Linked DNA regions of Homo sapiens: region 1 is linked to region 2. A link is a contact called in ENCODE Hi-C or POLR2A ChIA-PET data. All regions are on one chromosome and are shown on one strand. The core of a region is the stretch at or near the end of the contact, and the rest is flanking DNA. Distances in the headings are between cores, read along the strand shown.

The links. Hi-C counts contacts between places; a loop is a spot of excess contacts on that map. ChIA-PET counts read pairs that join two places held with the same protein, here RNA polymerase II (POLR2A). Pooled maps may share reads with other maps.
Region 1: a map of ascending aorta shows a loop between it and region 2 (8-fold over the local background). The contact joins the enhancer-like site here to the promoter of LINC02602 in region 2. A Hi-C loop is called at or near these places in 1 of 168 maps with a recorded cell type or tissue (ascending aorta) and 4 of 50 pooled maps. POLR2A ChIA-PET finds 5 or more read pairs at or near these places in 1 of 52 experiments (MCF 10A).

Annotation. Positions count from the first base shown.
Region 1 is chr1:210,340,252-210,345,325 of GRCh38, reverse strand. All of the region lies in intron 1 of HHAT (hedgehog acyltransferase), which reads right to left. Among named protein-coding and RNA genes, the nearest start is that of HHAT, 14 kb to the right of the region's middle. Within about 2 kb of position 1,730, at least 5 of the 41 ENCODE cell types and tissues checked have a DNase peak (open chromatin) inside an H3K27ac peak, as active enhancers do; they include ascending aorta, where a contact is called at or near this core.
Region 2 is chr1:210,289,829-210,294,754 of GRCh38, reverse strand. LINC02602 (long intergenic non-protein coding RNA 2602) reads left to right here and starts at 1,606. Exons shown (of 2, transcript NR_183451.1): 1 at 1,606-1,811; 2 at 4,233-4,417.

The sequences.
Region 1 (5,074 bases), core at 481-2,980, 50 kb before region 2:
GACTTTACAAATTTTTATTAATTTGTATTCATTCATTCATTTTCCACCCCACTTGTTCCAATTTAGGGTCTCTGGTAGCTGAGCCCATTCCAGCAGCTCAGGATGCAAAGCAGGAACCAGCCCTGGACAGGATGCCATCCCAGCGCAGAACCCACTCATACTCACTCCCCCACACTCGTTACCAAACACAGGTTCAGCTGCTCACCACTTGCAAAACAAATTAGCAAGATAGAGGTATGGCAGAAAGAAAGTGACTTTATTACAGACCAAAGCTAGCCATGGGGAAGACGGTCTAGACTCTTGCCTTAATGGAACCACTTCAAATTTCCAAGCAAAGTGCAAAGGTTTAAGAAGGGGAAGCAAGTTGCGGCATGGGGTGAGGCAGTGCAGGCCGGCATGACTTGTTCCGATGCCGGCATGACTTGTTCCGATGACTCGTCTTGAATTGTTGCTCCATCTTGTGAACGGGCTGGCAACATCTGGGGCTCAGCTGGGTTGTAAATTAACTGTACCCTCAAAGCCATCTCCTGGTAGGGGAGATTTTCACAGGTGCCTGTACTATTTCAAGGTCTAGTCTCTGGAACCTCGACTTCAGGCTGAAGGAGCCTAAAGACCCTACTGAAAGCAGATAACAGTGGCCCCAAAGGCTCCCCAAAACGGGAGGCAATTGCAGGGATTTCTAGGAATGTCTGGCTTTTGTTGAATTTGAATTCCAAATTTGGGGTTGATGGCTAAGCCACTTTATGAGGCCTTTAAAAGGGACTAGATTCAGAGCCCCCTGCCTTGGACAGATGAGCATCAACAGGCATTTGATGCCATCACAGAAAAACTTAATAGGACACTCAGTTACATTCACACACTGGGACCATTTAGACACACCAATTCACCTAATGGGCACAGCTGTGGGATGTGGGAGGAAACCAAGTACCCAGAGAAAACCCCTGCAGACATAGCGAGAATGTGCAAACTCCACAGACAGTGGCCCCAGCAGAAACTCCATTTTCTTCTACTCAGTGGTATAAGGAAACAATAACATTGTTTCAATGAAACAATAACATAGTTTCAACAATGCTCTATGTTTTGTAGACAAATACACAGAGATACATAGTAACTAGCGGCAAAACACCAGGTAACTAAGCAGGGAAACTAGCTGTCCCCTCACCCCCAAAATTTAGGAATTGAACCAAATAGTCTCCACTTGACAGCACAGTGATACATTCTGGCACCAAACCCACCTGTGGGGTTCAGGGAGGAGGGGTGGGCTGGTGCAGGGAGAGTCCCAGGCTGTGTCATTTATTGGTTAAGGAAACGGGTAGATAACGGCCTCCCAGATGTTTTCTTATAGGGTTGTTGAAGGGGTTAAATGTAAAATGCTTAGCCCAGGGCCTGGCAGTGAATAAGCACTCAACAAACATTAGTAGTTACTAGTTAGTGAATTTCACTCATCAGGAGCCTACCTAAGCCCTGACCCTGATTTTCTCCCTGAATCAAAGAAATCTGGCTGAACTTCCTGGGGTATGCCCATCCTACGTGCATCTGGACCTCTTTCAGGAAGTTGGCATCCCCAGGGATTTCGTTAATGTCTCATTCCTCTTCTGACGCCCAATCCAAAGCCACCCTGGACAGCAAGCAAACTATCCCCGGGGACCACCCGCAGGCTTTCAGCCCGGTGCCTCTTCCTCACCACCTACGTCTCTGCTACTCCCAAGGGAATGACAGGCAGTACTTTCCACTTTCATTTTCACCTCTCCATTACACGAATGCCACCTCGAAACACCACCACCACACAGACACTCACCCATCCTCCTTAACAGAGCTTTCTTCCTCACACACTCTCTTTTCAACTCTTGCCTGTAGCTGACTGCAATGGTTACTATTTGAGACTGTCACTACGACAGTCACTACTGTTACTACTTGAGACAGTCATTAGGAGACTGAAGGAAGGAGGACGAAGGCAGAAATGAAAACTTAAAAGTAACTATTTTAAAGGAAGGGGCCAGGGGAAGAAGAGAGCTCCCTGCTTCTAGGGAGCAAAGGCAGCAACCTCGAGCTTCTACAGCCCTTTGTTTTTATTGGGCAGAAAGAGCAGGGAGGAGGAGGTAATGACTGGTCAGCTGCTTGATTGATCACAGGTTCACGTTATTGCTAACAGGCTTCAGATTTGCCTAATCACAAGAAACACTGTGCCTGGGTGGTGACTGCCCCCCAGCATTCTTTCTGGGAGGCAGACACAGTTTGTCAGTTTGCCAACAACCTGCTTTCATGAGAAACAGTTTGCTGTTTACTCATATAGTCTCCAGTGGTATACTGAGTTGATCACGACCCTCATTCTTTCGGCCTTCAACACTCGCCCACTTATCTTAGGAAAATTATTTCCCTACTTTGTTTTCCCTGTTTATTTCAGCTGTGCAGCCAGAAAGTAAATCAGAGTAGATATGTCTTAAGGGATTTATGACACAATGTAAAAGAAAAGGAAAACTATATATTTGGGAATATAACTGGAACCTTTTTAAAATGTCCAGGCCCTTAGAGGTTCCCAAAAACTCTCTCACAAAATTACCAAGTTTCCATTTCTCATACTCTAAACAAGCATGTCCCTCTTTAGGCAGAGCAATCAGGCTGAAATCAAGGAGGTTCTTACTCAAATGTGTAAGTGATGTTTCTTTTCTGTTTTCATGCAGTCAGTCCTGCACCAACATTATCAGCTAAGTGGGTAGCTGTGAGATAGCCTAGAAAAGTCATCACCACTTACAGCATCATTTCTATAGAAAACGGCCAATCTATAGGGACACAGCCTGTGTTTAAGTAGCAGTCTACCTGATTAATCTACACAAATGAGATTGCACTATTGATATGTAATAGTGAAGGAGGGTTGTAGGGATGTGTGATGGTGAGATGTGTCTAAGAACACTTCCCCAGTGTGGGAATACTGGTCGGAACTGTAAAGAAGATAAAGTGTGGATGGTTCAGGGAAGGGAGAACAGGAGCCAAGTGGTAAGGAGTCTTAAAACATACGATTTCATGTTTAAATTTTATTTCCTGCAGAAACCTCAGGCTTGCAAGCCAGTACATAAAATTATTTGAATGAAGCTCTACAAAGCAGCCCCTTGATGCTGTGGTAGACCCAAGAGGCAGGGAGGTTGATGATTTAGGCCCTTAGTGAAAGTGGAGAGAGTGCTGGAACCAAGCCACACAGATGGGGAAAAATTGAGTTGTCCTTGGCATCAAAATAGTCCAGAAGCTGGTAGGGGGAAAAAAGAGGAAGATGAAGAAGATAAAACAGCAACTCCAAAGCTGTAAGACAACAGGATCTTGAAGCTAAATGTTGTTGAAAAGAGTGAGAATTTTGAGGCAAGTGAGGACAAAGCGGTAGAACGTGCATTTAATACTAGATGTTAAAGGAAATCATAGCAAAGTTTTCCCTGGAATCAGAGGGAAGGAATTCAGACTGGAGGAATAGGGAGCTTTCTCCACCTCCAAATTGGGTACAAACACCCCAAGGTTGAATATTTCAAAAAATATATTTATCTGGGAATTATAGAACTCAAGAGGGCCACAGAATAAAATCTTAGCTGTAAAATGGCAAGAATCTCTCAGCTCACAGAACTTTTTCTATACTGGAGCCACTTGCATTTGCATTTACTTTGGAATTTAACACTCCACCTGCTTTCAAAGATGCCATCTACTCGGATCCTCTCAGGAGGGCTAAGTTTTTAGGTCCCTTTCAGGAATCAGAATCCTGCTCAGGAAGAAGCAGCGATCTACCCACGGACAGAGAAGCCAGCAATGGAGCAAAAATTAGAACCAAAATTCCCAACCCCCACTGTCATACAGGCAGAAATCCTGTTCCTTGATCTTGGAAGAAAAGTACAGCACACCTTGCCAAAGCCTGAAACATACATAAACATAACGGCTGCAAGATGCTTTTCCCCCAGCAACTTCCAATATCATTTCAAAAATACTTTAGCTTTACTTCTGATGCAGGCAACTAATGGATTCCAACACTTCCATTTTAAATTTTTTCTGCTTTTAAATCTTGATATCAAGCACTAAATGGGCTATAACCCAATACTCACATGCACCAGAGAACTTTAACAAGACAGCTCTCATCATTAAGCTAACAATCCCTCCATACCAGCATCACCATCGTCACTTCTACTGACTCACTGCTTAATGTCCTAAATGAAGATTTCCCTCTACTGAGTTTTCTTATGCTTTAGTAATAGCTGTACTATAACAAGTACTATTTACAGATTTCCTATGCTGAAAAGGCACTTTACAAGTATTATCTCACTTAATCTTCATAACAAACCTTTGAGGTTGGTGCTTCTGATAACCTCACTTAACACAAGAGGAAACCAAGGCCCAGAAAGGATAAGTAAACCCGCCCCAAATCACACAGCTGGTAAGCAGCAAAGCTTAGATTCATACCCAGTAAGTCTAACTCCAGAGCCTTCCCTCAGCCACCTCACTATTCTTACAGAGTGTACTGGACTCATTTTTTCCAAAATCTATAATGAAATCAATCCATTAGGAAAGCTAGAATATAAGTGGTCTAAATGTAATAGAATTTTTAAACGTTATGCATAACGTTAGACACTCTCTGATAAAAAAATTTAAATCAATAAAATGTAATCAAAATACACATGAAATATCTAACTCACATACATTCCTTAAAAGATTTACTGAAAAAGGCAAACTAAACCTAACCGATTTACCTTGGAAATAAGAGGGGAAAGTCAGCAGTTATGCAGAGATAAGAGTAAAATTGAAATAGCTCTAAATTCAGGAACAAATGAGCACTCTGGAAACCACAAGCAATAAAAGTGAAAGAAGCACATGCCCACTGAAATGACAACGGCTTTAAAGAAAATGAAATAGTAGTGCAATATTCTAGCATATTCGGAAAAAGTGGTATGAGACTTTTGCCTTTTCCAGGGTCCAATTTTCATGAAACTGAATCCCATTTTGTAGACTCTAAATTACATGATTTTCTCCAAGAAAACCACCAAGTCCAGATTCCCATATCACAATTCTCTCCAAACCCCACTTGAGTCTTTTTTTTTTTTTTTTT
Region 2 (4,926 bases), core at 357-2,856:
TTTACACTACCTACCTGCCTGGGTATGAGCAGAGGGAGTGGAGATAGAGGGCTGATGGTGCAGAGGGCAGACCTGACGTACGGGAAGCACAGTCCTGACAGATCCTGCAGGGAGGGCTACAACAGCAACCCCATGTGATTGCAAGAGGATTGGGAGGACGCTGAGTTTATGAAAGCTATTTCTCTCCTCCTTCCCCCCACCCTCACTCATTACACTCTTCTCTCGGTTGTCTCTTTGCTGTGGCTCCTCACACGTCATAGACATGCCCCTGTGTCTTTGTTTGGGCTACCCTAAAAGCAGATCCTGAGCTGGGAGACAAGCAGGGCTGACATCCATTAGGCACAGTGCCGAGGGCCCACAGTGCTTTTGGGGGCCCATGGAAATGTTTTAATTTCTTTGTAGAAACAAAACAATATATAATATTTTTAGATTAAGAAATGCTTTAGTACTGGCTGGGCACGGTGGCTCAAGCCTGTATGGGAAGCCAAGGTGGGTAGATCACTTGAGGCCAGGAGTTCGAGAGCAGCCTGGCCAACATGGTGAAACCCCGTCTCTACAAAAAATACAAAAATTAGCCAGGCATGGTGGCAGGTGCCTGTAATCCCAGCTACTCAGGAGGCTGAGGCAGGAGAATCGCTTGAACCCAGTGGGCAGAGGTTTCAGTGAGCCAAGATCGTGCCACTGCACTCCAGCCTGGGCCACAGAGCAAGACTCCATTTCAAAAAAAAAAATGCTTTACTACATAATATTATTATGTTCATCTTTATACAAATGCAGCCATAAAATATTTTTGTATTTTTTAATTTTTGTTTTTGATGAAGGGCTCATGGCCGCGAAGGCCAAAATGCCTAAAACCCACAAAAGTTACAATGTAGCCCTAGGTACAAGAACTGTGTTAAGTGCTTTATATAGTACACGTTATATAAGTCCTCATAATGGTCCTGTTGTTCCCCTCATGTAACAGGCAAAGAAACTGAGGCTTAGAGAGGTTGAGTCACTTACTCAAGGCCCCATCTAATGGGTTGGGGAGTTGGAATTCCAGCTACCTCTTGCCTGACTCCATAGTTCTTGTTCTTCCCCATGGTCTGCAGAAACCTGAAGGACTTGGCGGCAGGAAAAATTTGGTGGGGAACATGTGTCTTCTCTCTTGCCTGCTCTGATTTCTCAGGAGCAGGACCCAGGAGGGCATCCGAGCCTCTGGCAGCTGAACCTCTGCAAACAGCAGTCACAGTGCATTTCTGCAGGCTCTTGGAGCTGCTCCCTCTGCCTCGGCCAGATGCGAATTTGTGGCTTTTCCTTCTTGGCTCCTTTCCCCAGGTTTTCATTCCTTTTATTCTGGGATGGAGCTGAAATTTTTCCAACAGGGCCCATGGTGGACACCCAGAAGTCAGTAGGGACTCCAAAAGGAAGTTAAGGCCGGGGAAGGGGGCCAGGAAGAGGGAGACCAGCCTAAAGTACACAACACTCAATTCTTCATTACTCACATGTGGCCTGACCGCTGGTGGACTGGCTCCAGGAAAATCTGAACCCTGGGCTGAGCCTCCCCGCCGGCTGGCCAGGACAGACCTGGATGCCCTCCACCCTCCAGCCAAACTTATTTTTTTCATATCATAGCTGCAGAATATTCGGACCCTCTAGTCCCAGCCGCCCAGTGAACTTGAGCTGTGTGACCTTGAGCAAAAGGCAAAATGTTTCTGATTTTCAGTCCCCTCATCTGGAAAAGGAGGAGGCTGTGGGACATGATGATCTTTGAAAGTCTAATAATGAAACAAACAGAAAACCTGTGCTTCTAAGTTGGTGAGTCTGGAAAGGTACGTCTGTTGCTTAGGAAAAAAAGTCCCAAATCCCAAAGAGCCCCTTTTGGCAAGTGTTGTACTTAAGACAATCCGGGCGCTGCCCCTCCTGAGGCGGGGGGGACTCGAGGACCGGCTTTAGCAGAAGTTCCTCCCGCAGAACAACTCGGACGACGACGCCTCGGAGGATCCGGGGAGCTTTGGAGGAGGCGATGGCGGAGCAGGGCGGGTGGCAGCGCAGGCGTGGGAGGGACAGGTGGCCCGTTCGCGTCAAGTCAGGGCGCCCCCTCCTGGGACACCTGTGCCCCGCCTAGTCCCAGGGCCCAGTCCCGGGGCAGACACTGGCCGAGCCCGGAGCCTCTTCGCGTCCCCTCCCACCCAGACCAGGCCGGCGTTTCCCCCGGGCCCCCGCGCGGCTCCGGCCCGCGGAAGTCGCGCGTTCTTTCTTTCCCCCTCGTTAGTCGAGCTGAAACCTGATCGTGGAAAGTCTGGGGCGGGTGTCAGACCCGGCCAGCTCTGGCTCCCAGCGCCTGGGGCGATTCCTGCTGGAGGAACCCGGGCGGGGCCCGCCAAGGGGGCAGGAGGTCGGACACCTCGGGAACAGGCCTCTTTGTCTCTGTGCGGGTGAGGGGCTGGCAAAGCGGGAGAGGGAGTTAATTGCAGGGGCGGGGAGTGGTGGGGGGGCTGGGTAAGCCGAATGACACCTGACAGCTCTGCGAGAGCCCCCCAACCCCCGCCGCTGGGGGGTGGTCCTCCTAATCCCCTTCGCAAGAGGAAGCTAATTGCTGCAGCCAGAGAAGGCAGGATAAAAGCGAGCGGGCACCCACACCCACCAGGCCCGGAGTCTTGCTATTTGCTGCTAAATTAATATATTACCTAATGCAGAAACCACGTTAAGAACTCCAGCTTTCGGCTCCAACAGGAGCTTCTGATGGGTTAAAGGCAACATCTTGCTTTAATTCCCCCCTTTTTCCCATCCTCCCCCCACTCCCCACCACCACCAACTACAAATGTCAGAAATAAATTATTGAAACCAGATGTAAGGTTTTTGGGTGCACATTTTCAGGCAGTTGTGCGCTAACAGATGCCTTGTATTAATAATGTACAGTTGTGACAGGAAATATGGTTTAGAGTCCTGGAAAAACATGAAAGCTAATTCCATTACCCCTTTTCATGGTACCCAGTTCTTCTCAAATGTTCAACTGGTTTGGATTACAGTGAAATTCTAGAGGAAAAACGATTTGGTCTGAGATGGTAACTTGGTTCTGCTTTCCAGCTTCTCCCGTGGAACAGCACCCACCTTCCTAGGCACCTGCAGACCTGTGTTCTATATACGTGCAAATAGCCAGAGATGAGGACATCTGGACCTGGTGCCTCCCCAGGGAAGTGGCTTCCAAATATTCCCCCCTTTCCTGGTCATGAGGACCTGGTAGACAGTAAAAGCAGGGCCAATGATCCCAGCTTCATATTCTTGTCTGGGACAGTCCATTTTAACCTGGCCTACCCACTCACACTTCACTTGGAGCAAAAGTAAAAACAATAAAACACTTTTATGCTCGAGGAACCAGATAAATCCTAGTAATTGATCTCAGGAGAGGGATTATTAAGGGGCTAAGTGCAATGCTTTCCAGAACCGGGGGTGTAATAAGCATGAAGCCAAACAAATGCGCAATTTGTTATCTGTATTTCATCACTTAATGCATTGCAAGCAACGGGTTTGAAAATGGCTTTTCTCCAGGAGGGGAGAAGGCACTAAAATAGCTGTAACACATCCATTGACAGTTCTGTTGCTGAAAAATGTCATCATTCTCCATGGCTCACACTGTCAGCCGTGCTCAGAAGGGTCAGAATATTCCCACTCTGCCATTTTTGGGGACAGATTCCCCTCCACTTTAGCCAATGTACAATGCTAAAAGAGACAACTCTCAAGGTCTTTCCCGCTGTAACCCTACACTTACGAAGAAATAACAAAGTAACCAGCAAGGATATCGAACTGCCCTGGACCCATAGATAAGAAAGGCTTTCCCTGTCCTAGACAAGAGTGAAGAAGGAAAGATATCAAAGATATCTACCGGTTCAGTTGGGTGAGACCTAAGAATTACAGCATCCAAAATAATAGCTAATCTTTATCAAGATCCTACTATCCTATCTGCTCTTACACCTGTGGCATCTAATCTTAACAATACCTGAGAAGGCAGGTGCCGTGCAATTATATCCTTGGTTATAGATGAGGAAACTGGGTTTTAGGGATGCTGGGTAATCTGCTGAAGGTTGCAGAGTTACTGGCAGAGCCAGCACTCACAATTTAATCTATTTAATTTTAAAGACTTTTAACAACCTCAACTATCATTTATTCTAATAGGTAAGGAAAGTATGCTATGAATTATGGGTAAATCCACACTGTGTCATTCTCTTAACGAAACTTTTTTTTTTTTTCAGGCTTGGTGTACAGTTGATGTCTAGAATATATTAACAGAAGGCTGCCCTGTAGAAGTTTTGAGTTAATGGTTTCCATCAACGCAGGAGTGGAAGAAGCTACTGGGGATCAGGAATCAGAAGTCCTGGCTTTAAGCCCTAGCTTTAGCCCTCACTGGTAATAAAATCAAAGCAATTGGTCTCTTTGACTTCAGTTTCTCCACTTTTAAGGTTGACCTGATAATACTTGCCCTGCTTGTGAAGAGCATGTGAAATAATAGCTATTCAAATTTTTACAAAGCACCAAGCAAATAGCTGTGTGACCTTGGGCATGTTCTTTTACTTTTCTGATCCTTATTTATCTTAACTGTGGGATTGAATGAAAGAGCATCCAACTTCACCTCCTGCTCTGAAACTGTACATTTCAAAGATGGGTGTTATGGCATAGTTTGTTGGAGCAAAAGCCAGGAAACAGAGGGTTGCCTCCCAAGAGGGAAAAGCTGAACACATTATTACACGTCCACACCATGGCATAGTATGTAACCAATGAACATGGAAAATCAGAGTATGCCAGATAGCTTGGAGGAGTTTCTATGAGGTGGTGTTGAGATGAGGAGAGAAAAGATGTATAAATGATCCCACATTGTAAAACAATAAACAGCATTCCCCTGGGTATGTGTATAGGTATATATTCTATACAGAATTACATAAAAAAAAA